Regions from separate parts of the Homo sapiens genome. Here regions 1 and 2 are each linked to region 3. Evidence: read pairs that join two places in POLR2A ChIA-PET (ENCODE). Cell type or tissue: PC-9. All regions are shown on one strand. Links, peaks and the distances in the headings refer to the core of each region. The heading gives the core; the rest is flanking DNA. Region 1 holds the start of MYOM1 (myomesin 1). Region 2 overlaps DLGAP1 (DLG associated protein 1). Region 3 has its middle 34 kb from the start of LINC01895.

Region 1 (10,730 bases), core at 930-8,929, 170 kb after region 3:
TTTGTTTTATTCTTCCCACAAATTGCTCCACACAGAATGTTGCTAATCTGCTTATGAGCAAGGCAAGAATAGAATAGTTACTTTGTGGATTGATAGCACAGGTTATTAGAGCTGGAAAGCACCTTAGTGATCATCTAGCTCTAAGCCCTTTAGTTTACAGATGAGAAAATGGAGCTTCAGAGAGGTGAAATGATTTTTCAAAGTTACTCAGTAAACCACAGGACTAGATGCCAAATATGATACCTTTCTTATTTTAGTGTTGCCTATAAATTAGTCAACACTGAAGTAGGAAGGATACAGCAAATTTATGGCTTTCAAAAGAGCTCACTGAACAATTTATTTAAGCTTTTCCTTCCGTGGAAAACATCCGCATTGAAGAAAAAATGAACAAAAATAGGAGATATAAGTCCTCATAATGGTAGCTAATATTTAATGACTATTTGCTATATGCCAGGAAGTAATACTGTTTTACAATATCTTATTTGATTATCTTATGCATGATTATCATGAAAACATTTTATGAATTAAGAAATTGAGATTTACAGCCAGACATGGTGGCTCACACCTGTAATCCCAGCACTTTGGGAGGCCAAGGCAGGCAGATTGCTTGAACTCAGGAGTTCGAGACCATCCTGGCAACATGGTGAAACCCCATCTCTACAAAAGTACAAACATTAGCCAGGTGTTGTGGCATGTGCCTGTAGTCCCACCTACTCGGGAGGCTGAGGTGGGAGAATTGCTTGAGGCTGAGGAGGTCGAGGTTGCAGTGAGCCAAGATTGCACCACTGCATTCCAGCCTGAGCAACAGAGCGAGAGACCCTGTCTCAAAAAGAAAAAAAAAATTGAGATTTAGAGAGATTAATATCCTTAAAGTCACAACCAGAAGGTGACAGAGGATGGAACCCAGGACTGTTCCACACAGAGCATAGCCTCCTATATATGATACTATGCTGCCTCTCAACCATTTAACTGTGTGTGTATGCCTGTTTGTGTGTGTATGTGTGTATGTGCACACGTACACATTTATGTTGATAGAGAGCACCATGTGCCAATACTGTCCATTAGAAGGAAGAAATGTTACAGAAGAAGAGTTTCATTTATGTTTCTTATTAACAGACAATAATTTATTAGGTCAAAATGTACTGGCTACAAGTATCAATACATTTAAATATTTACTGAACTTTCATCCTTGTTAAAAATACAAAAATGAGAGAAGTGCACACACACTATAGAAAAACTAAAATATTATCATTGATTCATTGATACTCAAGATCCCTGTGAAAGCAAGAGTTTATTCCAAACAAATATACAGTAAGTTTAGACAAAAGAAGCATGAGCTAGACCCAGCAGAATCTCCTAAGTGATCTTTCTGCTGTGGCATCATCTAGATTCAGGTTTTTCTAACAGCAAATTTATCTGAATTACAACTAGCTACATAATAAATTACATATGGTGATGTACTGGATAATAAAACTAAAGAAGAAAAACTTGGGCTCATATGAATCAATTATTGTAACTTAGTTATGATTCCTTTATATATGTGGACTCTGGTCAATTACACTTACTCATGATACCCTTACAGATATGTGATTATCCTGAAAACTTAATGGAGTGGTTAGCCAGCTGTTAATTTCAAATTTCCCAGAAAATCATCTAATGTAAAACACTTTTTAAAAAGCATATAAGTTTATTTTTCCTCTTTTCTGCTTTGAGAAGATTTGGGGCAATTGACCAATGTTCTCTAGAGAAACAGCTCACCAGGAATCATCCTAATGGCTGGTGGATAAGACTTGAGAAGAATCACTGCATTCTGTATTGGATATTTAGAGAACAAATGGATGCTTGGGGAACATAACACTTGGAAAACTCGCCTATGGCTTCCAGATAGCTAAAATGTCCACATGCTTACTAATAGCAGAGGTATGTATATGAAGAAATTCCAGGTTGAATTTCACAGGTACCTGGATCAGAACTAGGTGGAACAGATTCTTTTACATACTTTGAGTAGCTCAGAAGCTAACCGTCTATTACAAGTGAAGACCCGTATTGCCATTTCAAAATGTCTAGTTTCTTACTATCAAAGTGCCACTGGAGGAGCCAGCAATACATGACTACAAGTACACGGGCTTTGGAATCAAATGTCTCTGAATGAAGTTGCGTTTCTGTCATCTACCCGCTGTGTGATCTTTGGCAAATGCCTTCCCTTCTGGAAGCTTTGCTTTCCTCAACGGGGTAATGAAGCTGTACCTTGCAAGGTATGATAAGTCAGTGGGATCATGTATATAAACTGCCTATCCCAGTGTCTGGCACTGGATAGGTCCTCAACAGTGTTAACTGTAGTTATCATCAAGAAAGTCATGATGAAGTATACTATAATATTGAGTCTGTTCAATATCTTGATAGAGACTGGGTGCAGTGGCTCACGCCTGTAATTCCAGCACTTTGTGAGACTGAGGCAGGTGGATTACTCGAGTCCAGGAGTTTGAGACCAGCCTGGGCAACATGGTGAAACTCCATTTCTACCAAGAGTTAAAAAAAAAAATTAGCCGAGTGTGATGGCATGCGCCTGTAGCTACTCGGGAGGCTGAGGTGGGAGGATTGCTTGAGCCTGGGAGGCAGAGGTTGCAGTGAGCCAAGACTGCACCACTGCACTCCAGCCTGGGCAACAGAGTGAGACCCTGTCTCAGAAAGAAAAACAATTTTGATAGACACAGGTGACCTTTATTCAGTTGATGTAATATCACTGTCAGAACATAAGGCCAGTAGATCAAAATACCAACCTGCTGCATACATGTAATCTAACAATGAGCTTTTATATTATTGGTATCAGTAATAACAGCTGATATTTACTGAGTCTATATTATGTGACTGTCACTAGGTCAAGTGCTCTGTCTGCAGTATCACATTTAATCACCACAGCAATCCTATAATTTGGATATGATTATCCCCATTTTATAGACAAAAAACCTGAAGCTTAGGAAGGAGAAATAAATTGCTGGAGATTACATGGCTACTAAGTGCTATCAATATAGTGGGATCTAGATCTGGTCTGAATCCACAACACAGGCTCTCACAACCGGGTTACACCTCCTCTTAATTGGTCACACCATTTAAAGAACAAAGAAAGAGAATCTCTTATTAGATGGACTGACCCTACTCTGAGTTAGGAAAGATAAAACACTGAGTTGCGTCTCAAAAGGCTTTAGTTAATGAACAGGAAATCACATATTCAGGCTTGAAGCTAAGACTTAACCTTGTAAATTTTCCTGAAGTGAGAGAAATAGTGACCGTGATGTCAGGCAAAAATCGCCACCACGTGTAACCCATTTCTTCCTTGTTTTGCCTTTAGTTAGCTTCAAGTTCTTTTTTCACATTGTATCTTTTAAATGTACCGTACGTGTGTTGTTAACAGCACACTCAGAATCATATCTTGGCATTAAAATTCCACGAAGTCCATTTTGAGAATCATATTACTACACCTATTTTTAGCTGTTAACACAAACCACTCTTTCCATTACACTTTTAAATTATCTACTGATAAAGTGACATTGAAAATAACTCTTGTTGCCAAATAAAAACCCTATATTTGGTTTAATCGGGCCAGACCCATTGACCGGCATTATGCAATTATATTACTAAGGCTGCTACCTGCCCATGCCCCTCTCCTCCTCCTGGTTTGGAACTACCCTCCCCATCTGCTGCTATATTTATCTGCCTTCTTGGCCATAAAAGGCTGGTTGTGTGGCCTGACATTCGACTGCCTGACCACATGCATTATTTTTGAACTGGCCCCCAGGGTCCTGTCTTTAGCCCTGCCTCTTAACATTGTCTTGGATTCAACCTAGGTGGAGTCTTCATTCTCTCATCCAGCTCCTCGGCCTCATCGGAACATTTCCACCACCATTACTCCTTTGGAAACTGGTAAGTGTGACACTGAGGCAGAAGAATGCACTTGATAGCTTATGAGCTTAGCAGCAGTGCAGTGTAAGTGCTTTCTTTCTGTCTTCTGAACTCAGCAGTTTTCTCAAAGAGATGTCAGAATAACAGAGAAATAGGAAAGTGAAGCTCCAGGGAGGGAAACCAGAACAGCCGGGTGCCAGTCGGGCTGGCACAGCTCTTCTCTCACATCACTGTATTCTTCTGAAATTAAGCTGCTGTTCCTGGAACTGTAAGGAGGTCATATCTGCCTCGGATTGAACTGTAAGCGTGTGTTTAATGCTATTTCCAAGTACGGTTTGGTTGAAATCTGAAATGGATGAGAGACAGGAGGCCCTGCATTTTCAATCCTGCATGTGCCATACAATGCTCCCTGGTTACAAATTAGACCGAAAGAAGGAAAATTAACTCTGAAGTCACTAGTTTATAATTCAGGGATCTTGCTGTGACGATGCAATGTGGATAAATGTGAGCGCGCACAATGATATGGCCTCAAATGGTTAAGTAATATTTCAGAGGCAACATAGAGCCCCACATAGTGATTTTTCTGGGAATCGTTTTCATCAGCTTCTGCCCTCTAATGCCTGCACAAAAGTATCATAAATTACAGCTATGGAATTTGTATTTCTTCCTAAATTCTCAAATTATTTTCAGAAAGAAAATTTAGGTCTTAAAGAAACAAAAGACACTAAAACCATCTTTCCTCCCAACGTACTCCAGCCGTCATGTGTTGGAGCTAATCCTGGCTTTAGTTAACTTCAAGGGCTTACTTGATGAAGAGGAGGTGGTTGTACCTTTGTTCCAGAGGTCAGGGCTGTGACAATCAGCAATGTGGGCTTCAAGTCAAACCCTGTTTACTTGTAACTTACTATCTATGTGAGAGGAATAGTAAGTATTATTAAAAATAAATGTATTTGGGAGAAATAGAAATAAAGAGAGTAAAAAATAGTATTGGGGCAAGATATTTAAAGATTTTATTTTGTGAAAATAACAGCATTTCAAGTCATCTGGGGAATGAATTTAGTTTATAACATAACAAGTTTCTTTATTATTTATTTGAAAAATCATTCAAATAACATGTGCCATGTTACAATGTAGTATCATAACAGAAACTTCTCTAATATCTTTATAACTGCCTAACGTAATTCTGTATTAACATTTTCTAACCCCTTTGTTTTATCAAAATTCATCTAGTAGTTATTAATTATACATGGTAATTATCCTCCATATTTTGTAACAGAAAATAGCCATCTATTTAAGGGTTGAAGCAAAGTTGCTTGCTAGTAGCTATTTTTTTCCCTTAGGAAATGCCCTGTAGACTGATATCTTCCATGAACCCTAAGATAAATATTTCTGGAGTGAAGTTTGCTCAGTTTTCTTCTCTGGGGAATACATGCTGACTTTTAAAATAGTTTAAATAAAAAGTAGTTTTAAACTTGACAAAGAATATGCTGAGTTTAGAAGGATTCATTCTTCATTTTGAATTTTTTTAAAAATGACATTTGGAGAAAACAGATCACTTTAAAACTAATTCTACAGCATTAAAACACTTGGGGGTGGAGCTTTTATAAAACTATTACTTCATCCAGGGTTGTCAACGTGGCTGATAGGCCTGCTTCAGTGGATAAACTATTCAAGAATGCTAAGGCCATGTGACATCTCCCCACCCTATGCTAAACAAACATACCTTTGACTTTTAGTAGAACTGCTAGCTCAAGTTCACAATGCCAGCTGTCACCCTGGGAATCGACTCTCTTACCTCTTTAAGTAGGGAGACTAGAAGCCTGCATGTTCCTTATAGAGCAAACAGGTTTTTTTGTTTGTTTTGTTTTGTTTTCTGGTTTGAGACTATACCTTTGCTTGAAATGTTTGTGAGATTTGAGAGAGCTTATATATAAGATTAGCATACTCCAGGGTTCAGTTCTAGGACTTTATTTTACTTATTTTATTTTATCTTAAATTTTTATAATAGAGACAAGGTCTCACCACGTTGCCCAGGCTGGTCTCAAACTCCTGGGCTCAGGAAATCCTCCTGCCTTGGCCTCTCAAAGTGCTGGAATTACAAGCATGAGCCACCATGCCTGTAATTTCCTTTTCTGTGTATAATGGTCCTCATCTGTTTTCTTTTAGGACTTTCTTTTCCGTGTACAATGGTTCTCACCTATTTTCTTGGCTTTCGATACCACCTATATGCTGTTGACTCCCAAATGTATATCTGCATCCTGGACCTCTCTCCTGCACTCCAGAGTCATGTATCCAGCTTCCCACTTAAAATGTCTCCTCTGGGAGGTCTAACAGGCATCTCAGATGTAGAGCATTGAAACCAATCTCCTGTTCTTCCACCCCAAACTGATACTTTCCCACATTCCTCCCCATCTCAGTTAATAGCAACTTGTCTTTCAATTGCTCAGGCAAAAACCTTGGAGTCATCTCTTTCTTTCACATCCTAATTCAGAACTTTCAGCAAATGCCATTGGTTCTAACTTCAAAAGCTGTGCAGAGCTTGACCACCTCTCACACTTTCGCTGCTACCCCTGTCACCTCTAGCCTGGACCATTGCAGTGGACTTTGTATTCTTTTGCCCGGGCTATCATAGCTAAGCGCCATGGACTGGGTGGCTTAAACAACAGAAACTTATTACCTTACAACTCTGGAGGCTGGAAGTCCAAGATCAAGGTGTCAGCTGGGTGGTTTCTTCTCAGGTCTCTTCTCGGCTCATGGATGGCTGTCTTCTCCCTGTGTCTCCACGTGGCCTTCCCTCTGTTATATACATATTTGGATCTTGGTTTTCTTTTCCTATAGAGACACCATCATATAGAATTACGGCCCATCCTAATGGCCTAATTTTAACTCAACTTCCTCTTTAAGGACCCTATCTCCAAATATGGTCACATGTTGAGGTACTGGAGGTTAGGGCTTCAACACAGGAATTTTGAGAGGATACAACTCAGCCCTTTCATAGGTCTTCTGGCTTTCACTCTCATCCCTCCACAGTCCATCTTCAGACATCGGCGAGAATGAGTCTCAGCTCAGAGTCTTCCAATGGCCTCTCAGCCCTTTCACAGTATTAGCTGAAGTCCTTACTGCTACCTACAGGACCCTACACTACTGGCCCTTCCACCAGGCACATAGCTCACCTCTTTGACATCATCTCCTATACCTCTCCCATCCCAGAACCCCTGCCAATCAGTGGTTCCTGGAGCACAATAGTCATGTTCATTCCTCAGTGCCTTTGCTCTGGTCTTCCTTCTGGAATACTCTTCCCCAGAAAGTCTCATGCTCAGATGTTACTGTCTAGAGAAGCCATCCCTGCTGAGGCTGTTGAAAATTGCATCCATCCCTCTTACCTGCTTTGTTTTTCTCTGGTTCTTGGCACATTAACCTATCTCATACTTGACTTACTTGTTTTCTCTATTGTCTTTCTCCTGCAGTAGACTGTACAGTTCTGTACAAGGTAATTAGAGCAGGCATTTTGTCTGTTTTGTTTACCACTGTATTTCTTTTTTGTTTTGTTTCATTGTGAGACAGAGTCTTTCTCTGTTGCCCAGTATGGAGTGCAGTGGCGCAACCTCGGCTCACTGCAAACTCCGCCTCTGAGTTCAAGTGATTCTCCTGCCTCAGCCACCGGAGTAGCTGGGACTACAGGTGCCCACCACCATGCCAGGCTAATTTTTGTATTTTTAGTAGAGATGGGGTTTCGCCATGTTGGCCGGGCTGGTCTTGAACTCCTGACCTCAAGTGATCCGCCTGCCTCGGCCTCCCAAAGTGCTGGGATTACAGGCGTGACCCACTGTGCCCGGCCTCACTACTGGATTTCATGGGCTGGATGGCGTCAGGCACACAGTAGGTGCTGCTAATTATTTGTTGAATGAACACCACATGACTCTCTATCCTTCCACATTCTCCCAAATGAAGTCCCAAATGAAGAATGAAATGGCAGAAAATTAGAAATATGTATTATGAAGAGTCTGAGGAAAGAGCACAATAGCCAGGGTAGAAAAACTTTGTTTTTCTAGGAAAACCTCCTAGATACAATTTTTTTTAAAAAAAGGTACAATGACAGGAGGGGCATATCTGGGCTATGAAGTGGAGAGTTTTTTGAATATCCAGTTATGTTAAACTTCATACCCTTTTTGGTTTACTCTTCGGAAAAGATAAGAATATTAATTTTTATTTTATTTTGTTTTTAGACAGTGTCTTGCTCTGTCACCCAAGCTGAGTGCAATGGTCAATCATAGCTCCCTGCAGCCTCGAAGTCTTGGGCTCAAGCAATCCTCCTGCCTCAGCCTCCGGAGTAGCTGGGACTACAGACACACACACCACACCCGGCTAATTTTTTCTTTTTGTAGAGATAGGGTCTCACTGTGTTGGCCAGGTTGATTTTGAGCTCCCGGCCTCGAGAGATCCTCGTTGGGATTTCAAGCATGAACCACCGCACCCAGCCAAGAGTATTGATTTTTACACATTGATTTAGATGACTTGGTCTATGGAATTTGTTCCTTAATAAGTCACTCAAAAAGTGTTGTTTTCCTTCAGGTGGCCCGGTTCCTTCAAGGGGCACAGGATGTCTTTGCCTTTTTATCAGAGGTGCCACCAGCACTATGATCTCAGCTACCGCAACAAGGACGTGCGCAGCACCGTGAGTCACTACCAGCGGGAGAAGAAACGCTCCGCCGTCTACACCCAGGGCTCCACGGCCTACAGCAGCCGCTCCTCCGCCGCGCACCGCCGGGAGTCCGAGGCCTTCCGTCGGGCGTCCGCCTCCTCCTCCCAGCAGCAGGCCTCGCAGCACGCCCTGAGCTCTGAAGTCAGTCGGAAGGCAGCCTCAGCCTACGATTATGGCTCCTCCCATGGGTATGTCGGACGCCCTCCTCCAACCTTCCAACCTCAGGAAGAGGCGTGTGCTCTGAGTAACCCTCCCAGTTACTTCTCGCTTTGTTTCGGTTCGGTTTTGGTTTTTTGAGACAGAGTTTCGCTCTTGTTGCCCAGGCTGGAGTGCAATGGCGTGATCTCGGCTCCCTGCAACCTCTGCTGCCTCCTGGGTTCAATCGATTCTCCTGCCTCCGCCTCCCGAGTAGCTGGGATTACAGGCGTGCACCACCACGCCCGGCTCATGTCGTGTTTTTAGTGGAGACAGGGTTTCACCATGTTGGCTAGGCTGGTTTTGAGCCCCTGACCTCAGGTGTTCCACCCGCCTGGGCCTCTCAAAGTGCTAGGATTACAGGCGTGAGCCACCGTGCCCAGCCTCTCCCAGTTACTTCTTAAATACGGCAGCCCTGCATTTCAACCAAGTGTGCAGACAGACCTTGTTTGGGAGACCCGGGACCCGTGCCTACCTATTTCCCTTTATTGTCTCTTTTAGCTTCACTAAGAGCCTGGTGTTCTCACGGGCGAGTCTTGCTTGTGTTGCCAATTTGCTATTTCTAAGAGCAGGCAAATTTTGCCACAGGTTACTTTAGCAGCAGCAGGGCGAGAAAAGATCATTTCAGTATTCACAGCGGGTTTCCTTGCGCTCAGAATGTTTCTGCCTAGATGAGAAGCTGATATATACAATTTAAAATTCACAGGGCACAGGAGACTGAACTACTGCGAAGATATATTCTATTAAATATTTTTTCAATATCTAATAGCAAATACTTAAAATTCGGAACTACTATTTATGCAGCAGATAATTTCTTTAGCTCGACCATTTGATAAAAACATGGCCCTATCTCAGTCAGTCTAAGAATAATAGGAACCAACCTGTATTCCGACAAAATTAGGTTTATTGACCCAATGCAATGAAGGAGACTAAACACTAGAGGAAAAAAGGTTATTTTAGGTTTCTAGGAAGAGTGGAGCTTAGACGCAGGTCTGGTCTGCAAAGTGAACCCAGGGTGCTATTTCTTTGGAAACAATAAAGTTAAGATAAATGTGGACTGTTGCATCCCCAAGCCCCTTATCTGGGACTTCTCACCAGAAGTGGGAATTGAGGTTGCTTCTCTGCTTCAATTAAGCAACTAAGATCCTGCAGGCAAGAGTGAGATGTTTTATTCTTACTGATATAATTTTAAACAGCAAGCTCACTGATTGTCTTTGATATTAGAGAAGAAAGTTTCTCAGTGAATCTATAGTCACTCAAAGAAGGACGTTACCATGACACTTTACAACAGCAACGTCCCTGGGAGAAATGTCATTTCCTGTTCACTTTGCAGTTGGCTTATCTGTGTCTGCTGTTTCAGCCTGATGAATGTTGGGCAGATATTTACTTTCTCAGTCCAAGGCAAGTTTTATTTTCTTCATATTCAGAATGAAATATTTCATGGAGATTAAAAAACACTTGCAAGATACACGTGACTTTTATTTAAAATCTATCTAGAGTCCACAGAAAAAAACTGCTGATCTTCAAAACATAGACATTTCTGGGCTATGTGGTCGATAACCACCTGCTGCCTCTTTTCCTCTTCTCCAAAGTACCTGGCATAGGTTGCATTTTTTGCTATAAACATAACATACTTTTCAGTCTTACAAAATTTAAGCCCACAAAATATCTGGTAGGGCAACTAGAAAAGCTGTTTTCTCTGGGAATCTAAAAAGTTATTGAGAAAATAATAGAGTGGTCGGTTTAACTAGAAGTGAGGCATGCTTCCAAAGGCAGAAATTCCGAAATCCCTGTTGGGTTTGAGCAGCACCTGATCTACAGCTATCATTTTATCAGTGATGGTGGCCTCCTGGGAGCTTCTGCTGGGTTGAGTAACAGAGCCAGACTCTGCTGGGGTTTACCTGGAGTGTATGATGGCAACACTCTGAAATTC
Region 2 (10,730 bases), core at 1,895-9,894, 240 kb before region 3:
GTGAGATACCAATACACACCTACCAGGTTAGCAAAAAATTATTTCATTATTTTTTATTTATTTTTATTTATTTATTTATTTATTTTTTGAGACAGAGTCTCACTCTGTTGCCCAGGCTGGAGTGCGGTGGCGCGATCTCGGCTCACTGCAAGCTCCGCCTCCCGGGTTCACGCCATTCTCCTGCCTCAGCCTCCCGAGTAGCTGGGACTACAGGCGCCCACCAACACGCCCGGCTAATTTTTTTGTATTTTTAGTAGAGACAGGGTTTCAGCGTGTTAGCCAGGATGGTCTCGATCTCCTGACCTCGTGATCCGCCCGCCTCAGCCTCCCAAAGTGCTGGGATTACAGGGTTGAGCCACCGCGCCCAGCCTATTTTTTATTTTTATTTATTTGTTTGTAGACAGAGCCTCACTTTGTCACTCAAGCTGGAGTGCAGTGCCACAATCATGGCTCATTGCAGCCTCAACCTCCCAGGTTCAAGTGATCCTCCCACCTCAGCTATTTATTTTTTTAGAGATGGCGTCTTGCTGTGTTACCCAGGCTAGTCTCAAACTCCTGTCTTGGCCTCCCAAAGTGCTGGGATTGTAGGTGTGAGCCACTGTGCCTGGCCACAAAAAATTATAAAGTGTAACAATATCAAATGTTGGCAAAGATATGCAGCAGCAATAGGAATTCTCATGCACTGTTATGGGAGTGTATGTTGGGACAATATCCACATTTTTAAAAATATTATTTGACATTATGAAGAAACTCATAGCAAACAACCCGAACATTTTCTAGAAAAGTCTTTTACTTGTGTGCCAAATACAGGACAGGAATATTCATGGTGGCATTGTTCAAATACCAAAAAAACCCTAAATATCCATCTATAGTAAAATGTATTTTTATTGTTTATTTCCATGCAATGAAATGGTATTTTCATATAGCAATGGAAATTGACAAGTTGTATGTAATTACAATATAGGTGAATCAACCCACAACATTAAGTAAAAGAAGCAAAATACAAAAGAATACATATATGTAGTAAGCTTCTTTTAATTTAAAGTTCAAAACCAGGCATAATCAAGCTATATTGTTTAGGAATGCATGCAGAAATACTAAAGGCAAGAAAATAATGACAAATATCAGCAGACTAGTTACTTCTGGGATAGGAGGGGTTTGTAACAGGGAAAAGATGCACGGGGAATGTGAACTGCAGGCTCGGAGGCATTCTATAGCTTGGCCTACGTGGTGGTTTCGGAATCTTCATTTTGTAATTATTCTTTAAGAATAGGCTGGGCACACTGGCTCATGCCTGTAATCCCAGCACTCTGGGAGGCTGAGGTGGGTGGATCACTTGAGGTCAGGAGTACAAGACCCCTGGCGGACATGGTCAAACCTCGTCTCTACTGAAAATACAAAAATCGTCTGAGTGTGATGGCACATGGCTATAATCCCACCTACTTGGGAGGCTGAAATAGGAGAATCGCTCGAACCCGGGAGGCAGAGGTTACAGCGAGCCAAGATCACACCACTGCACTCCAGCCTAGGTGACAGAGCGAGACTCCGTCTCAAAAAAAAAAAAAAAAAAAGAATATAGCACAAGGCCAGGCGCAGTGGCTCACGCCTGTAATCCCACCACTTTGGGAGGCCAAGGCGGGTGGACCACTTGAGGTCAGGAGATCGAGACCAGCCTGGCCAACATAGTGAAAGCCCATCTCTACTAAAAATACAAAAATTAGCCAGGTGTGGTGCGCGCCTGTAATCCCAGCTACTCGGGAGGCTGTGGCAGGAGAATCACTGGAACCGGGGAGGTGGGAGGTTGCAGTGAGCCGAGATCGCCCCATTGCACTCCGGCCTGGACAACAGAGCGAGACTCCATCTCAAAAAAAAAAAAAAAAAAAAGGAAGGAAGGAGGGAGGAAGGGAGGGAAGGAAGGAAGAAAGAAAGAAAAAATAGCGGAGGGATTAATTAGATGGGCAGTCCCAGCTACTTGGGAGGTTAAGGCAGGAGGATCACTTGAGCTTAGGAATTTGAAGTTGCAGTGAGATGTGATTACATCACTGCACTGCAGCCTGGGCAACAGAGGAAGACCCCATCTCTAAAAATATATATAGCAGAGAAAGAAGGAATGCCCCACAACTAAATATTATATTACAAGACAAACTACTGTATGTTTTTTCAAATTACAAAAACTACCTGCTCTTCACTGTCTTCCTCCTCAAAATTCTGATACGCCCACCCATTAGAGAAGCATCCGGATAGCGTGTAGGACTGTAGCGTGTGGGAGAAGGACAGGAAAGATGGGGGATAAGAAAGCAAACATATATGCCTAACATTCCTCTATCTCATGGAACTGTACGAAGGAAACTGACAACACATTGGACTGAACAAATTCACTCACTGCATTTGCCTGCCTGGGACTCGGTCAGTGCCTTCCCTGAGCTCAGAAGCCTATAAACTTCTGCAATCTGTTCTTCTCAAGAGCATTGTATTAGTAATCACACACCAGAAACAACTGACAAAAAATTACTAGCACTAGGCCAGGTGTGGTGGCTCACTCCTGTAATCTTAGCACTTTGGGAGGCCAAGGCGGGAAGATCACTTAAGCTCAGGAGTTCAAGACCAGCCTGGGCAACATAGTGAGCCCTCATCTCTATTAAAAAAAAATTACTAGCACTAATAAAATGTTAGCAGTACTTTCATGAGACCATGTAATTCTTTCAGGTACATTGTTAATGACCTTATTGAAATATGACTCATATGTCATAAAATCCACTCGTTTAAAGTGCACAATTCAGCGTTTTTTGTGTGTGTGCTCACAGAGTTGTACAACCATCACCACAGTCTTAGCTTCAAATATTTTCTTTTCTTTTTTTTGTGAGACAGAGTCTCACTCTGTTGCCCAGGCTGGAGTGCAGTGGCGTGATCTCAGCTCACTGCAGCCTCCGCCCTCCCGGGTTCAAATGATTCTCCTGCCTCAGCCTCCCGAGTAGCTGGGATTACAGGTGCACGCCACCACAATTTTTATATTTTTAGTAGAGACAAAATTTTTCCATGTTGGGCAGGCTGGTCTTGAACTCCTGACCTCAAGTGATCCGCCCACCTCCACCTCCCAAAGTAGTGGGATGATAGGCATGAGCTACCACATCCAGCTTTCTTTTCTTTGCTTTTTTTTTTTTTTTTAACAGGTTCTTGCTCTGTCACCCAGCAGGGTGGAGTGCAGTGGTGTGATCTCGGCTCACTGAAGCCTTGACCCCCCACATTCAAGTGATCCTCCCACCTCAGCCTCCTGAGTAGCTGGGACTACAGACGCCCACCACCATGCCCAGCTAATTTTTGTATTTTTTGTAGAGACTGAGTTTTGCCATGTTGCCCAGGCTTGTCTTAAATTCCTGGGCTTACGCAATCCTCCCACCTCAGCCTCCCAAAATGCTAAGATTACAGATGTGAGCCGCCATTCCTGATCTTTTTTTTTTTTTTCTTTTTTGAGACTGGGTCTCACTCTGTAGCCCAGGCTGGAGTGCACTGGCGCGATCACTACTCATTGTAGCCTCAACCTCGGGCTAAAGTGATCCTCCCACCTCAGCCCCCCAAGTAGCTGGCACTACAGGGATGTGCCACCACGCTGGGCTAATTTTTTTATTTTGTAGAGATGGGTCTCCCTATGTTGTCCAGGCTGGTCTTGAATTCCTGGGCTGAAATGATCCTCCTGCCTCAGCCTCCTAAAATGCTGGGATTACAGGTGTGAGCCATGGCTCCCAGCCACATTTTCATCTCCCACAAACCTAGGCAAGCACAAGTCTACTTTCTGTCCCTCAGAATTAATTTATGCTTTTGGAAAATGAATAAATGTAGGCATGCATGAACAGAGATTTGATCATATCCTTTGAAAAAACTATTCAACTCCCTGGGTCAGGGGAGGTTAGTTCAACATTGGTAGTTCAAGGAATTTGTGACATGCCAGAAATTAAGAACTCAGGTTGAGAACAGTGATAGTTGCATTGTGTTAAGATGAAATTGATATTTATGATTTCCTTTTTTTTTCTGTTTTACAAATGCTTTCTGAACTAACATGATGTACTAATCTCTAAGAAAAATAAGCCTAATTGCCTCTCACTTAGATTGCAATCATGAAGGTCTAATTTTTCTGTAAGAACATTACTCTTCTTAGATTACAACATATTCATAAACAAAACCCCAAAAAAGGCATGCTTTGGGTTTAACTGCCTTAAAACAAGCCATTTTCTATTGTGAAAGCTTGAAGTTGTCCAACATCTAATCTCCTAGAAAATAATTTGCTAATTTGCTTCGATTTTTCTGTTTGGGGCATTGCGTGAAGTGGTGCCTCCTTGAAGAACTTCACACACACAGGAAGCAGTTCCACTGCAAGGTGACTCACCTGAGGAGGTCTCTCCTTCCCTCCATTAGCTTCCCAGCCCCCGCAAACACACACACAACCTCTCACGGGGTGGGAGGACAGAAACTGTCTGTGCAACTGCACAGAGATCTTGGCCACCTAAGCAAATAGGTGGAGTGTATCCATACCTGATAAAACTTTCCAAATAGTCATAGAATTTGGCAGTCGTAACATCACTGGGCATTTAATGACTAGGGCTTCATCTCTATGAAGGGGGCTGTGAAGCCTGCTCGGGAGAGAGGAATGAGGGACCATCTCCTTAGAGAAGTGGGTGGGTAGAAATCATTTCTTATACTTGGCAGGGGTGGAGGACAGCCTCCATGAGTCACGACTCAGGCGTTTAGGGACTTGTGGCTTGGGTTTTTCCCTTCTGCATATTGTGTGTGTGGTAGGTAGACTTTGCTTCTGGGAGCATCTGCGGGAAACCGCTATTTTTGGTTCTTATGAGAGGCAGGAAGAGCGTTCAGTGAGTACTACCTGGGTGGGTCTTAGTGGTCTATTTCTTGGAGTTTAGATTAGTTTGCTCTTGAGATTCCCCCTGGGTGCATATGGCCTAACTCAGATGTGATATGATCAAACCTTCCCTGTAGCTAAGCAGAAAAAAACAAAATAAATTTGAATTTAAAAGGGGATGGGTATGCTCAGTCTGTTTTCCCTCTTCTTTATCATGACTTTTGGGGATTTCTTGAATCTTAAAAAATTGAAGTCTTCCAATGGGGAAAAGTAAGTAGGCTTTTCCTTTCTAAGAAGGGTAATGCTTAACATTTGTGGGATTTTGGTGATAAGTTTGCTACAAAACTACTCCTACAGTTCAGAGAAAATGACGCGGCAGAAATGAGCTGCCAGCAGGGCCAGGCTGTCGGCTTTGAAATTCCAGAGGCCTGCCCAGCCCTTTTGGTTTCCTGGAATGCTTTCATTCAGTCGTCATGCGGTAGGTGAGGAAAAACCCTGCAACATCAGTGTTGAGCTGGAAGAATATCTCATCTGCCGTCAGGGGACAGCGGCCCAGGGCGACAGGCACACATCCCTGCCTGTGCTCAGCGGCACAGTCAATGGACCGCGGGGCAGGGGCACGCAGGCTCGCCCAGCAGCAGTGTCAGACCTATGCGCACAAACAGACGGTTCACGCCCAGGTCACAGGCGCCCGTTGTCTCCTGGCCAGAGGTTGACGCACAGGCCAACCGTTGGACAGGCTCATGCTCTGTGTCATGAGAAAGGTGGAGCAGAGGTGACTCAGGGAAAGGCTGCTTTCCCCTAACACTGGCATTTGATTAATCTCATCTCAAATGCTGTCACTCACCCAGAAAGGGCCTAAATGTGCCTTACTTCCGCTGCTGGAGCGGTGGAATGTGGCAGCAGCTGTCTGGATGATGTGGAAGCCCAGCACGAGGAGGAGGGAGGAAAAGTACCAGATCCCACTGAACCGGTCAGATGAATGCAGGCAGGAGGGGAAACGGGCATCCGCACGGGGACCGGCCACATCCTAAGGCTGGAGGCTGCCCTGATGAAAAAGGCCCATTAGCAGGGAAGCAACGGGAAAAGCATTTTCTAGGGGGGTTTTCCTTTTTTTTTTTTTTTTTTTTTGAGACGGAGTCTTGCTCTGTCTCTCAGGCTGGGGTGCAGTAGTGTGACCTCGGCTCACTGCAAGCTCCGCCTCCCAGGTTCAAGCGATTCTCCTGCCTCAGGCTCCTGAGTAGCTGGGATTACAGGCATGCGCCACCACGCCCGGCTGATTTTTGTATTTTTAGTAGAGACACATTGGCCAGGCTGGTCTCGCACTCCTGACCTCAGGTGATCCGCCCGCCTCAGCCTCCCAAAGTGCTGGGATTACAGGCGTGAGCCACTGTGCCCGGCTGGCTTTTCCTTTTCACACGGCCTTGAAGAACTTCAAGAAGAGTTGTCATTAGCAGAACCTAAGACGGACTGAATCCCTTGTGTAGGTGAATTTGTGTCTAGGACCTCTTATACATGCGAAGCCTGGAAATGGAAGATAATGTCAGGGCTCGTGAAAATAATCATAGCTATTAATTATGACATGTCATTAACCACAATTAATTGCATTAATAGGATTAAACATTTACTTTGTTCCAGGCCCTGATCTAAGACTTTTTCCTTGATTATCTCATGTGATCCTCTCAACAACTCTCTTAAATCAATGCTTTTAGCATGCCTGTTTCACCAGTGAGGACATGGGGACACAGAGAGGCAGCACACAAGATCACCCAGCTGACATGAGGCCATTCCAGTACTGAAATCAGGCCAGGCTGGTGGCTCACGCGTGTAATCCCAGCACTTTGGGAGGCAGAGGCAGGCGGATCATTTGAGGTCAGGAGTTCAAGACCAGCCTGGCCAACATGGTGAAACCCCTTCTCTACTAAAAATACAAAAATTAACAGGGCATGGTGGCACATGCCTGTAGTCCCATCTACTGGGGAGGCTGAGGCACAAGAATCACTTGAACCTGGGAGGCGGAGGTTGCAATGAGCCAAGATTGTGCCACTGCACTCCAGCCTGGGCGACAGAGAGAGACTCTATCTCAAAAAAAAAGAAAAAGAAAAAAAAAGAAATCAATGAATGTGTAATTTCAAACTCCAGGCTGTGGCTGGAAGGGCTGACCTCACTCATGTTTTCAAAAGTGATTATCTTTCCGCTAGCCAAGTTAGGATTGCCTCTGGCAAGCAAGAAATTGGGGAAAGATGAGAGGAAACAGCCCCCTTCTGCTTGCCCCAGTCTGGGACAGTGGTGTGGCAGTGCATGGCTGTCAGCCTGGATCTTGTCCTGTGGACACAGGCACAGGCTGGGTGAAGGAGGCCAGACTTGTGGCCACTTGGAAGCCGAATTCTGGACTCTCCCTCCTCCCACATTCCCCAGGGGACAGAGCCAATCTTTGAGAGAGTAACTTTCCCCATCATTCCCAGATCCCAAGCCAAGCATGAATCATGAAATAATCAGCTTAGGACGAGTGCAGTGGCTCATGCCTGTAATCCCAGCACTTTGGGAGAATGAAGCAGGCAGATCACGAGGTCAGGAGATCGAGACCATCCTGGCTAACACAGTGAAACCCCGTCTCTACTAAAAAATACAAAAAATTAGCCGGGCGTGTTGGTGGGCGCCTGTAGTCCCAGCTACTTGGGAGGCTGAGGCAGGAGAATGGCATGAACCTGGGAGGCGGAGCTGGCAGTGAGCCAAGATCACGTCACTGCACTCTAGCCTGGGCGACAGAGCGAGACTCCATATCAAAAAAAAAAAAGAATCAGCTTAATTGTAGAGTCAGTGGGTACACACACAGCCAACATACACATACACTACCCATACGCACATCAGAGGCTCCACAGGTACCCTCTGTTGGCAAAGCAGCAGCCCAGGTCACTTTTAACTTATGTATTTATTTTGTAGAGATAGGGTCTCACTCTGTCACCCAGACTGGAGTGCAGTGGTGTAATCACGGCTCACTGCAGCCTCAACCTCCTGAGCTCAAGCAATCCTTACACCTCAGCCTCCCTACTAGCTGGGATTACAGGCATGCCACCATGCCCAGCTAATTTCTTTTATTTTAAGTTTTTGCAGGGACGTGTTGAAAGAAAAACCTTAGCCAAATTAAGCTTAACAAAGTTTAGTTAAGCAAAGAATGCTTTGCGAATCAGGCAGCCTCCCAAGCCAGGGTAGCTCAGAGAGACTCCAGTGCAGCCACGCAGTGGAAGATTTATAGACAGAAAAAGGAAAGTAACATATAGAAAACAGAAGTGAGGTACAGAAACAGTTGGATTGGCTACAGCTTGGCGTTTGCCTTATTTGAACACGGTTTGAACAGTTGGCCCCCTTTGGCCAAAACTCTCTGATTGGCACAAGAGTAGGTTACAGTGGGTTTATACCTCCATTTAGGTTGTATATAGTTCACTATGTACAGAGAAACCTTTAGGCTGAACTTAAAATATGTAAGGAGGCCACTTTAGGCTAAACTTGATTTAACAGACAAGGTCTCACTATGTTGCCCAGGCTGGTCTCAAACTCCTATCCTCAAGCCTTCTTCCCGCTTCAGCTTTGATGAACCTTAGGAGGGGAGGTCATTAGCAGAACCTAAGATGGATTGAATCTCTTGTGTAGGTGAAATCTTGTATAGGATCCTTATATGTCAAGCCTGGAAACAGAAGATAATGTCAGGGCAGGTATAATAATCATAGCTATTATTAGCAGCCTCCCAAAGTGCTGGGACTACAGGTGTGAGCCACTGAACTCAGCCCCAGGTCACTTATCTTTAAGGTGAACCTTAGCATGCCTCAGAATTACCAGAAGGACCTGTTCAAACACAGGGTGCTGGCCCCACCTCCAGAGTTTCTGACCCAGTAGTCCTGGGTGGAGCCTGAGGATTTGACCCACGTGTTCCCAGGTGCTGACACTACTGGTGGGAGACCAACCTCTGGGAACCACTGTTTGAAGGGTGAAAGCTCTAGAAATATGTATAATTTCTGGTCACACATCACTGCCTGTTTAAATGTGATACCAGGCCGGACGTGGTGGCTCTGGCCTGTAATCCCAACACTTTGGGAGGCCGAGGTGGGCGGATCACCTGAGGTCAGGAGTCCAAGACCAGCCTGGCCAACGTGGTGAAACCCCGTCTGTACTAAAAATACAAAAATCAGCCGGGCGTGGTAGTGGGCACCTGTAATCCCAGCTCCTCGGGAGGCTGAGGCAGAAGAATCACTTGAACCCAGGAGGCAGAGGTTGCAGTGAGTTGAGATCTTGCCATTGCACTCCAGCCTGAGCGACAAGAGTGAAACTCCATCTCAAAAATAATAATAATAATAATAATAATAAAATGTGATAGCAGTTGTTCTCGAGGATTTTCATCCTTGCAGCCTGTATGCTTTCCTATTGCTGCTGTCACCAGTTACACCCACAAGCGGAGTGGCTTTACACAACACAGATCATCTCACTGTTCTGGAGGTCAGAAGTCAGAAATGGGTCGGCAGGGCTGCTTTTCCTTGTGGAGGGCATAGGGGAGAATCTGTGTCCTTTTCGGGCTTCTAGAGGCTGCCTGTGTTCCTTGGCTTAAAGCCCCTTCCTCCATCTGCAAAGCCAGCAGCAGAGGTGCATCTTCAACCCCTCTGCTCCTCTCTCGCACACACACACTTCTGCCCCCATCATCACATCATCGTCTTTGTCTCTGACCCTCCTGCCTCCCTCTTATAAGGACCTCACGATGACTTTGGGCCCATTCAGGTAGTCTAGGACAACTTTTCCATTTTAAGATGCTTACTAACATCTGCCAAGTCCTTTTTTTCCCTAGAAGGTAGCATATCCACAGATTTCAAAGATTAAAAGATGGGTGTCTTTAGGGACCATCCACCCATCCTACCACCTGCTTAAACTCCAGCAGGTGGCCAGGCATGGTGGCATGCACCTATAGTTCCGGCTACTTAGGAGGCTGAGGTGGGAGGATCCCTTGAGCCTAGGAGGTCAAGGCTGTAGTGCGCAATGATGGGGTCTATGAGTAGCCACTGCACTTAAGCCTCGGCAGCATAGCAAGACCTCATCTCAAAAAACAAAAAACAAAAAAAAACCAACTCCGGCAAATATCCTTCCATCCCATATCTCCCACCAAAAAAAAAAAAAAAAAAGGAAAAAACTAAAAGAGCATCAGGATTTGCATGACGCTAAGTCAGAAGGTAAAGCCAAATTTTCCCCTTCTTCTGACTTACCTGATAATAAAGCAGTGTCGCAGGACGGGGTGGTGGGAAAAGTCAAAGAGACTGGAAGAAGAGGAGAGAAGGAAGGACTAGGGCGGCTAGAAGAGGGAAGGGGTTAGTGACTTGCATCAATATGGGCCTCTTGACCATGCACCAAACACCTACTCAGTCTCCCTGCTACTTTCTGGACTTTCTAGGACTGGAACCCTGGTCCCTTCCCTTTTGAGTCAAGAGACCTTAGTGACCCCACTAGACTTGCAGGTCAGCAGCGCCCCTGCCCAGCCCCCAGCACTGCTTTACCATCCTGCCTGCAGGCCACCTGGGAAAGATGCAGAAAGAGAAACTGCGCTAAAAGGCTAGACTCTTGCATGTTGAAATTTCTGCTTATTACCTTTGGAATTTTTCTGAAGTCCCAGCCTTAAGGCTGTGAATTCTCTGTTTGTGGGTATGTTAGTTTGCTAGGGCTGCCATAACTAAGTACCATAGATGGGGTGCCTTAAACAACAGAAGCTTATTTCCTCACAGTTCTGGAAGCTGGGAGACCAAGATCAAGGTATCAGCAAGGTGGTTTCTTCTGAGGCCTCTCTCTGTGGCTTGCGGGTGGCTGGCCTCTCTCTGTCCTCACTTGGTCTATGCACGTAGGT
Region 3 (10,730 bases), core at 1,690-9,689:
GAAAAAAAATTTTCAAATGAGAACAATATGAAATCTTTTAATGCAGTGACAGATTTAAGGAGCTCCAGGAAAAAAGCAGAGACAGGAGAATCTAAAGAACTGTGGTGCTGGAGACAGTTTCCTTTGAGTGGTAGGGAGGGCTTTAGTGTCATAGAATGACAATTTCCTCCCCACAGACCTCCTCTGATTCTGCAGAAAATGTTGAAATGGTTATTACACTAAAAGTGGGATCCTAGAGTTTTTTGAAAATTCAATAAGCAAATAAAAAAATGTTTAAAGGATGACAGCAATATTCTTTTTTTAAAAAAAAGAATGAATAGCAACAAACCAAATAACGAATTAGAAGACTCATTAAATAACTCATTAAATAAGTTCTTGAAACACAACAAAAACAAAACCTATCCTATAAAACAGAATAAATGTAGACTAGCCATGGGGAACATTGTAGAAAGCCTAAATATACAAAGAACCGCAAAGGAGAAAACCCAAATGGACCCCTCCATTCCACTTCATTAGTCTGTGACTCCTGGTGAGAGCACCATGTCTTCAGGTGTCTCATTTGTGAAGTCACAACCCAGGAGACTCTGGCATCAACTCAGACAGAGGTAAATTCTGAGAAGTGAGTCAACCACTAAAACAACAATCATATTAATGTGAAGTCCTCAGGGCAGAGTGTTTCTCTGGTGCAGTTTAAGATTGAGAGACACAGCCGGGCATGGTGGCTCGCTTCTGTAATCTCAGCACTTTGGGAGGTCAAGGTGGGAGGATTGCTTGAGTCCACGAATTCCAGACCAGCCTGGGTAACATAGCAAGACCCCATCTTTACAAAAATAAAAAATAAATTAATTAAAATAAAGAAAAAGATTGAAATTCACACAGCTGTAAACTAATGAAAGTTCACTTAGAGCAACAGGCTTTGTCATGGGGAAAGAGCAAATCCTCATTTGATTTGCCACTGATCAAACACCCTTGCAGGCACCATTGAAAATGGATGTGGAAGCCACAGTTGATGTGATCTCATGGTAACAAGAGGTGTTGACTCAAAACCAAAAACCCTGCCACTTCTTACTGTAGAATATGATGTCAAAATAATATTATCATGTTGGGAAAATATTATTTAATTTAGCCACATCTTGACAAGTTTTTCTTTTATTGAGTCTCTCATCTCTTCTATTTCTTCTTCTTCTTTTTTTTTTTCTGTTTTAAAGGTTAATTTGTTTTTTTTTGTTTTTTTAAAGATGGGGTCTTGCTATGTTGGCCCAGACTGGCTTCAAACTCCTGGCCTCCAGTGATCCTCTTGCCTTGGCCTCCCAAAGTGCTGGGATTATAAGTGTAAGCCACCATGCCCGGCCTTACTTCTCTTTCTTTATAGCTAATAAATTATCTGGTATATATGCCAGATAATTGTTGAAGTGTTTGCTATTTCATTTTTTTCTTTTTTCTCTTACTGATTTCAATGGCCATGATGACAAAGATCAGCAAAAAACAAATCCATTCAAGGAAAATGCCACTTTCTTCCATGAGTAGCATGCCCACTGTACTTTTATACACAACTTCATGTGGTCTATAACTTCATAAGGTTAACAAACAAAATCTATATGCCTTTTTTCACGGGATAAAAATCAATGTTTTTCTTGTATCATTGTAAAACTGAAGCTCAATTCATAATTTTTTATGTACATAAGTCTACGAGAAAAAAATATTTGAAGGAAATTGATTCTAGAATCTAGAAGTTCTTCCTCTATGTAATGCATATTAATGTTTAAATACATTTATAGTTAAAATTCCAAGTATCTTGATTCTTTAGAATTTAAAATTTCATTACTAGTTTTTTGTTTTAGCACATTGTGGTCAGATAATGTGTGCTATATGTTTTCTGCTTTTAAATTTTATCAGTATTTTCTTTGTTGACTAATACATTTCATTTACATCGGGAAAAAAGTATATTCTCCATTGTACAACATAACATGCAGCTATTAAAGTAAGCTTGTTGATTTTACTATAACATCCATAGTCTAGTTTATCTGTTGCTTGTGAAGTTTGTCAGAGACTGAGAATGATATATTAAAATATCCCATACTATAGTCCCAGCTACTTGGGAGGCTGAGGTGGGAGGATTGCTTGAACCCAGGAGATTGGGCCTGTGAATAGCCACTGGACTTCACTCTGGGCAACATAGTGAGACCCCCCCACTCTAAAAATAAATAAATCCTGTAGCATGCTATTCATTTCTTCTTCTGCATTTATATTTGGACACAATAGTATTCACAGTTTCCAAGTACATGAAGTGTAACCTTTATTAACATATGGGACAGTGGTTTCCTTTCAGGAACAGCTGGGTTCATGGGTGTGACAAAAGTAAAATTAAACTTTAAATTTTATAAGGTTCTGTATTATCTCTGCTTCCTAGAGTATGGTTTCTCTCTCTCAAAGATAAATAAGCAAAAAATACAGTGAAATAAAATAGCCATTTGTATCTCATTTGAGGCTTTTGCCTTGATTTCTTCTCTGTATATTAGTATTGTTATCATTGCTTTATGTATTTGCTTTTTGTTTAGGCATGTTTGATAAACCTTTGGCCATCTTTTCTTTTCTTATTTATATCAGAAACTACAGGATAATTCAATAGTAAAAAATGTATTACTGGCATGGTGTGGTACTCACGCCTGTAATCCTAGCACGTTGGGAGGCCGAGGTGGGAGGATCACTTGAGATCAGGAGTTTGAGACCAGCCTGGGCAATATGGCAAAACCCCATCTCTACTAAAAATACAAAAATTAGCCAGCTGTAGTGCCCGTGATCCCAGCTACTTGGGAGGCTGAGGCACAAGAATCACTTGAATCTGGGAGGGGGAGGTTGCGGTGAGCTGAGATTGCACCACTGCACTCCAGCCTGGGTGACAGAGCAGGACTCTGTCTCAAAAATAGAAAAGAAAGAAAGAAAATGCGTTACTATAATGTGTTATATTAATAGTCCAATACAGTTTTTTTTAAAGCAGCATATTTAAGAAAGCATAAAAAAATTCAGCATCTGCACTTTTAAGTTGTTAGAAAACTAGGAAAGAAAGCACTTTTAATGTTTTCTGATTTTTTTTTTTTTTGAGACAGTCTTGCTCTGTTGCCCAGGCTGGAGTACAGTGGCGCAGTCACTGCTCACTGCAACCTCCGCCTCCCGGGCTCAAGTCATCCTCCTGCCTCAGTCTCCTGAGTAGCTGGGATTACAGACATTAACTAGCTAGTTTTTGTATTTTTTGTACAAAAATGCCTTGTCTGCCTTGGCCTCCCAAAGTGCTGAGATTACAGGCTTGGACCACCGCATCTGGCCTCTGATACTTGTTTTTAATGGTAACCCTATAAAATACCATACATTTGGAGTTGGACGCTGTTTTTTTCAAGTCAGTCTGAGAATTTTTGTCTTTTCATAAGGAATTTAATTTATTTATACTCATTGTTATAACTGATAGCTGATCTTTCTTGTGTTATTTTGTCTCATAACTGATTTTTAAATTCTGCCAGTGAGCACCTTTAAGTTTTTCAAATAAATCAGCATTTCTCTAAACGACAAAACCAAAAGTGACATGGTGCTATGCCCAACTCTCTACCCCCATTTAAGATAAGAAACATAATACATGTCTGCATTTCTTAACAGCCAAGTGTTCCTTGGTCTTTGTTACTATAACACATGCGTTTAAATCCAGATCATTGTTACTTTCATATTTTTCTATTATATGTCATTTCCTTCAATATCTCCATGAATACAGCTGTAAATATTAACAAAATATTAACAAATAAAATCCAACTAATAAACAAAAAGGGTAATATATCCTCACTAAGATAATGCAAGCTTGGCCTACTGTTTTTTAAAAAATCAATCAATGCAATTCACCGTATTAGCAACAACGTAACAACACAAAAAGGAGAAATACCATAAGGATATTTCAAAAGGTGCCAAAAAATGGCAAATGATATGAATGATTGATCGTTTGTTATAGTCCCAATAATACCTGAAATCTGAAGCTCTGCTTTTTTTTTCTTTCTCTGTCATTAGGTTAGTCATTTCTTTTGTTCTGTCTTCAAGTTCACTAAATCTTCACTTTGTCACTTCCATTCTGCTATTGAGTCCATCTGTGAGTTTTAAAAAAAGTTTGATTATTGTATATTGCAGTGCTCCCCAGCTAAAATAACAATACAAAATTAAAATATTGAAACTTACAAGAGCAAAGAGAATGGGAAAAGGAGACAGCAAATATCCACAGATATTTGCAAGGTGGTAAACTTATGATGGAATTTCCACTACCTTGGCAGGGAATTTGGATGCGCTCCTAACCCTGGCAGAGCAGGGCACCATGAGAAGTAAGACAATTATCTAGAGAAACTGAGAAGCCCAGGACTCAGAGGCACCAGGAAAGGCTGTATGGAATGTGGGTGTCTTCAAACAGAGCCTGAGAAATGTGCTCCCATGCAGATCGTTGATGTTGGGAAGTGGTTCTAATGGTGGGAAGGACTGGACAGGATGAAATAGGGGAAGGGTGCATTTTCAAACTGTTCATTGCTTTAGGTAACTGGAGTATAATCCTGCTGGAAAGTCTCTGAGAAGCCATGTATAATTCACCCTAGAATTGTCCCCTGGCAGGACAGAAGAGGATACTATTTATCAAGTATCTCCCAATCCCCTCAGATCAAAGGTCATTACCAGGTGGCACATGTGTCAGAATGACCCAGCAGAAACTGAGCCACGTAAGAGCAAAACCATGCTGCATTCATAAGTATTAAATCGGGTTTAGCCCAAAGCAGCTTGCTTACATATTTTAACTTTGGCCTAAAGGTTTCTTTGTACCTAGTGAACCATAACCTAAATGGAAGAGTAAACAGACTGTAACCTACTCTTGTGCCAATCACCAAGTTTTGGCAACTTAAAGGGGGCCAACTGTTCAAACCGTGTTCAGATAAGGCAAACACGGAGCTGTAACCAATCTGACTGTTTCTGTACCTCACTTCCATTTTCTGTTCGTCACTTTCCTTTCTCTATTTACGTCTTTCCAACACGTGGCTGAGCTGGAGTCTCTGAGCCTCCTCTGGCCCGGAAGGCTGTCCAGTTCACGAATTGTTCTTTTCTCAATTAAAGTCTGGTAAATTTAATTTGGCCAAGATTTAAGATCTCTTCCAGCTTTAAAATTTCCTGACCCCAATTTCATCTTCTCATTCACCATCCAGCCATGCAACATGATGGCCCATTATAGCCAAATTCCAACAAGGTAGAATGTTTGCTCTTTACAATTTCCTTAATTTACCAAAAGCATAAACTTCAGGCCAGGGGAATTTAACTGCATTAATTGTCTATTACATGTGGTCCAAAATAATTACTGTGTTTAAAGTACTAGAAAATAACTTACAAGCCTCAACATAAAATTTCACAAGACAAGGTTGAGAAAAGAAAAGCTGGGCTCGGTGGCTCACGCCTGTAATCTCAGCACTTTGGGAGGCTTAGGCGAGTGGATCATGAGGTTAGGAGATTGAGACCACCCTGGCCAACATGGTGAAACCCCTTCTGTACTAAAAATACAAAAATTAGCTGGGTGTGGTGGTACGTGCCTGTAATCCCCGCTACTCCGGAGACTGAGGCACGAGAATCGCTTGAACACGGGAGGCGAAGGTTGCAGTGAGCGGAGATCCTGCCACTGCACTCCAGCATGGCGACAGAGCAAGACTCTGTCTCAAAACAAAACAAAACAACCTTCTTTCTTTCCTCTTTTTTCAAGAGTCGAGGTCTCACTCTGCCACTCAGGCTGAAGTGCAGTGGTTCGATCACGGCTCACTGCAGCCTCAAACTCCTGGATTCAAGGGGTCCTCCTGCCTCAGCTTCCTGAGTAGCTTGGGACTACAGGTGTGAACCACCATGCCTGGCTAATTCTTTACATTTTGGGGTTATGGGGAACAAGCCCTCCCTATATTGCCCAGGCTGCTGTTGAACACAAGTGATCCTTCCACCTCAGCCTCCTGCTTGTCACTGGGATTATAGGATTGAGCCACAATGCCTGGCTTAGAAAACATCTATTATCTAAGGAATGCGAGTCCTTTTAAATTATCAGGACCAGAGAGCCATTGAAATGAGACAGCAATCACGTCCCCCTTAAGCTATGTATTTATCTCTTGAAACTGTTTGCTGTTGTCACAAGTAGCTATAAATTACCCTAATAATGCCACCCTGGACACTATAAGCCACACCCTATAGTTTAGCAGTGTATAGCCAGTCACTAATCCCTGTTATTTCTGTAAACCAAAGAGAATTCCTTACAACAACTTTGTATGAGCTCACTTCCCATCCCTCTTTTTTGCCTTTAAAAACTTGCTTGTAACAAAGGCTGGGCGGAGCTCACATTCAACGTTTCTTGGGTCTAAATCTTCCGGGCAGCTGTCTACACTTTGGCTCAGGTAAACTCTTTAAATCTTATTTTGTGCCACAGCCTCTTCATTTTATGTCGACAACGTAAGACAAAGACAATGTTAAGCAAAAATATGGATAAATTAAACATGCATAGTAAATAACCTTTTACTAGAGTTTTCTTAATGTAATTTTTCCCGTTTTCTTTTGAAAAATTTTGAACCTATAGACATGTTAAAAGAATAGCACAGTGGGGAAGGGGGAGGGATAGCATTAGGAGATATACCTAATGTTAAATGACGAGTTAATGGGTGCAGCATACCAACATGGCACATGTATACATATGTAACAAACATGCGCGTTGTGCACATGTACCGTAAAACTTAAAGTATAAAAAAAAAAAGAATTGCACAAAGAACTTCCCTCATTATGCTATATTCCTATTTAATTCCTAAATCCTAAGAAAAAGGATCTTTTCCTATATAACCGCTTCACCTTGATCATATTCAAGAAATTGACTTTGATATACTATTATCAAAAATTTACTTACTATTGAAATATTTAAAATAACCACCAATAATCAAGTTTCACCAGTTGTCCCAATAATGCTGTTCATAAACTCTTCTTTTTTAAAAAATCAGGGATTCAGTCTAGGATCAAGTATTGCTTTTAACGTCATATAGCTTTCATCTCCTTTAATTTCAAGCGGTTCTGCTGCCTTTTTTTTTTTTTCTTTTGAGATACAACCTGTGAAGTGTCCAGGCCAATTGTTTTGTAGACTGTCTCGGAATTAAATTCAGATTATTCACTTTGGCCTGCCCAGGTGGTAGTGTGCTCTTCTCATACCAGCAGGTGTGTCAAGTCAGTTTGCCCTAACATCAGGGATGTCATATTTGATCATTTGGTTAAGGTATTATGTGCCAGATATCTTCCTCTCCTCTTTGCAATTAATCAATAACCTGTGATATTTGGATTAGTGTATATCCACTGGGTCCCAGCAATTTTTACCTATAGGTTTAGCATCCATTGTTGATACTTGCTGGAATCAGTCATCAAATTGGTGAAGTAATAGTGATTTTGAAATCAGTTATTCCTTCTATATTTCTTAGCTGAGATTCTTCTGTAAATAAGAGCCTCTCCTTACCTCACCTTTTGTTGAAGAATCCTGGACTCCTGTTTTAATTCAATTTGCTTAATCTATAGCCAACACTATTTTTTTTTTCTTGGGATCCTCAAAGTTTTCCAAATTTGGCCAGCAGAAGCCTCTTCTAGTAGACTCCTGTGTCTTTTTTTTTTTTTTTAATTAAATGGACACAAAGTCTTGCTCTGTCACCCAGGCTAGAGTGCGCTGGCTCACTCACTGCAGCCTCCAACTCCTGGTATCAAGGGATCCTCCCATCCCAGGCTCGCAAGTAGCTAGGACAACAGGTGTGGACCACCATGCCCAGCCAATTTCTAAAAAAATTGTATACAAATACAGTCTCACTATGTTGCCCAGGCTGCTTTTGAACTCTTGGCCTCAAGGGATCCTCCCACTTGGACCACTTAAAGTGTTGGGAATACAGGCGTGAGCCACTGTACTTGGCTTCTGTGCCGCTTCTACCGTCTTTGTGTGTTTTTGAACACTTTCTTATCTTCTGGAACAAAAATGATCCAGGCCTAACTTGTTGTACTTTCCCTGCCCCCAAACTGAAATTAGCCATTTTTCCAGACAGCCCTGGTTCCTTTTAGTGGGAATGCTATTTAGATTAATGAGCTTTAATATATAATACTTTTATGTTGTAAAATATTATGTTTGGATAGTTTGCAGAATTATGATAATTTACTTTAGAATCTATCTCTTCCATCATACATCAATTCTATGTACTTGCTAATTATGGAAATAATTTCTGAGAATTTTCTTTCTTTTTTCTTTTTTTAGACAGCCTCACTCATCACCCAGCCTGGAGTACAGTAGCACCATCCCGGCTCACTGCAACCTCTGCCTCCTGGGTTCAAACAATTCTCTTGCCTCAGCCTCCTGAGTAGCTGGGACTACAGGGCTATGTCATCATGCCTGGCTAATTATAATTTTTTAAAAAAATGTTTATCATTAGACAATGGTTTTCCTTAAAGTAGGAATAGTATTTAGTTTTCCCTACAGCAGTCTGTATAACTTTATAAAATAATGGTTCACAGATTTAAAATGTATTATTCAAAGTGATGAGGCTGGGTGTGATGGCTCATGCCTGTAATCCCAATACTTTGCGAGGCTGAGGAAGCAGGATCACTTGAGGTTGGGAGTTCAAGACCAGCCTGTGCAACATAGTGAGACCTCGTCTCTACAAAAAAAAATGTAAAAATTAATGGGGTGTGGTGGTGCATACCCATAGTCCCAGCTACTCAGGAACCTGAGGTGGGAGGATCGCTTGAGCCCAGGAGTTTGAGTTTATAGTGAGACATGATGATGCCAATGCATTCCAGCCGGAGTAACAGAGCAAGACACTTTCTCAAAAAAAAAAAAAAAAAAAAAAAGTGATGAGATAGAGGGGAAGTGTTTAACAATTTTTGGTTTCTGAATGAATAATTTTAGTACATCATCTTAAAGTTTTCTTCTAAAGCAATATGATATGATTTTGAAATGAATGGCAGCGGCCTCTACAGGAAATGATCATGTAATTGCTTATTTAATTGAATGATTCATTGACTATGACACATGAGGGAATTGTTTCTGTCACACTGTGGTATTGTCTGTCTAATGTTTAGCTATAGGCAATGGATGAGAAATCCTTTTTTGAGACGGATTCTCTCTCTGTTGCCGAGGCTGGAGTGCAGTGGCGCCATCTCTGCTCATTGCCATCTCTGCCTCCCAGATTCAAGAGATTCTCCTTCCCTTGCCTCCGGAGCAGCTGGGATTATAGGCACATGCAACCACGCCCAGCTAATTTTTGTAGAGACGGAGTTTCACCATTTTGGCCAGCTGGTCTTGAACTACTGACCTCAAGTGATCCGCCCACCTCAGCCTCCCAAAGTGCTGGGGTTACAGGCGTGAGCCACAGCGCCTGGCCAAGAAATTCTTCTTTGCTGAATTCACAAGAACAGTTGTGCAAAGTCTTGCACATATTTTAATACTTCTAAATATTTAAACATTTAATAATATTTCAGAAATTTGCCCTTTACCCATTTTTCTTTTGTGTGTGTGTGGTGGGGGAGGGTTATTGATTTCTTAATGCAAGAAAAAATGAGGAAAAGATAAAGTATTATCAAGAGAATATCAGTGGACACAATTGCTGGATATACATAATATTGGCATCTTTTCAGTACGAAAACATTTTAAGCTCTTTGGAAAATTTATCTCTGCTAGAGATGTTTATAGATCTAGAGTCCTGCTCTTTTAAGGCCCACTTAAACTTGAAAAATATGTGTTTTTGTTTTGTTGCTGTTATTGCTTTAGTGCGGTAAAATATCATTTTAACCATTTTTAGGTGTGACAGTTCAGTTGCAATAAGCACATTCACATTGTTACGCAAGGAAAAAGGCATGGTTGTAAGTGGCAGGTATTTCCCTATGGAGGTCTATTTTGAGTTATGTCAATCACAAGGGGAAATCTCTCAGAATATTGTTTTATTAAAGTCCATATGGAATGGAAACAGGAGTCAAGGTATATAACATTTCATCTAGTGAGGACAAATACTTCATATGTAAAATAAGAATGCTTTAAGGAGAAATAACTTTTTATTACATAAACCCACTTAAAAATAGACAACTAAAGCCTTTTGAAACTAATATACAGAGGGCAAATGCTATAGACAAGCCACAAAATGTAACAATAATAAAAAGATAGTACTATGGATGACAAAAGAGCAAAAATGTATTATGCTTTATTATAGGTCAAGTGCTGTTTTGGCATAGAAGCATTTGATTCTATTCTGTTACTTAATCCCGGTAACAATCCTATTAGGTAGACGCTGGTACATTGGAGAAGCTGTGCAGTGTTAAGCACATAGTTACTGGCCGGGCATGGGGCCGCACGCCTGTAATCCCAGCACTTTGGGAGGCTGAGGCAGGCAGATCACTTGAGGTCAGGAGTTTGAGACCAGCCTGGCCAACATCAGGAAACCCTGTCTCTACTAAAAATACAAAAATTAACCAGGCATGGTGGCCCGTGCCTGTAGTCCCAGCTGCTCGCATGGCTGAGGCAGGAGAATAGCTTGAACTGGGGAGGCGGAGGTGCAGTGAGCTGAAATCACGTCACTGCACTCCAGCCTGGGCGACGGAGCTAGATTCTGTCTCAAAAATAAAAATAAAAATAAAAATAACCTAGCTACTGCAGCCACAGTTCATCACCTGGGCTTAAGTCCTGGTCTTTA

The links. ChIA-PET counts read pairs that join two places held together with the same protein. Peaks named below come from ENCODE experiments on the same cell type or tissue, not always from the same donor. Only the 100,000 strongest peaks of a DNase experiment are listed, where the experiment ranks them.
Region 1: POLR2A ChIA-PET joins it to region 3 with 11 read pairs; 2 of 35 experiments call an interaction of 5 or more read pairs at or near these places.
Region 2: POLR2A ChIA-PET joins it to region 3 with 15 read pairs; 4 of 35 experiments call an interaction of 5 or more read pairs at or near these places.

Annotation. Positions count from the first base shown.
Region 1 is chr18:3,212,994-3,223,723 of GRCh38, reverse strand. It overlaps MYOM1 (myomesin 1), which reads left to right and starts at 3,756. Exons shown (of 38, transcript NM_003803.4): 1 at 3,756-3,921; 2 at 8,473-8,790. The coding sequence starts at 8,501. RefSeq lists a silencer at 5,459-5,753. In PC-9, for the core only: no CTCF peak of the experiment used is centred there; a DNase peak (open chromatin) is centred at 5,623; H3K27ac peaks cover 410 bases.
Region 2 is chr18:3,619,030-3,629,759 of GRCh38, reverse strand. All of the region lies in intron 7 of DLGAP1 (DLG associated protein 1), which reads left to right. Among named protein-coding and RNA genes, the nearest start is that of DLGAP1-AS2, 21 kb to the right of the region's middle. RefSeq lists enhancers at 3,989-4,560, 4,725-5,924, 5,707-6,280 and a silencer at 5,596-5,890. In PC-9, for the core only: no CTCF peak of the experiment used is centred there; DNase peaks (open chromatin) are centred at 3,869, 4,399, 4,729, 5,679 and 2 weaker places; H3K4me3 peaks cover 3,620 bases; H3K27ac peaks cover 6,990 bases.
Region 3 is chr18:3,379,072-3,389,801 of GRCh38, reverse strand. No RefSeq gene overlaps it. Among named protein-coding and RNA genes, the nearest start is that of LINC01895, 34 kb to the right of the region's middle. RefSeq lists enhancers at 3,869-5,068, 4,769-5,138. In PC-9, for the core only: a CTCF peak has its summit at 9,015 (motif pointing left); DNase peaks (open chromatin) are centred at 4,821, 6,221 and 9,101; H3K4me3 peaks cover 5,224 bases; H3K27ac peaks cover 8,000 bases.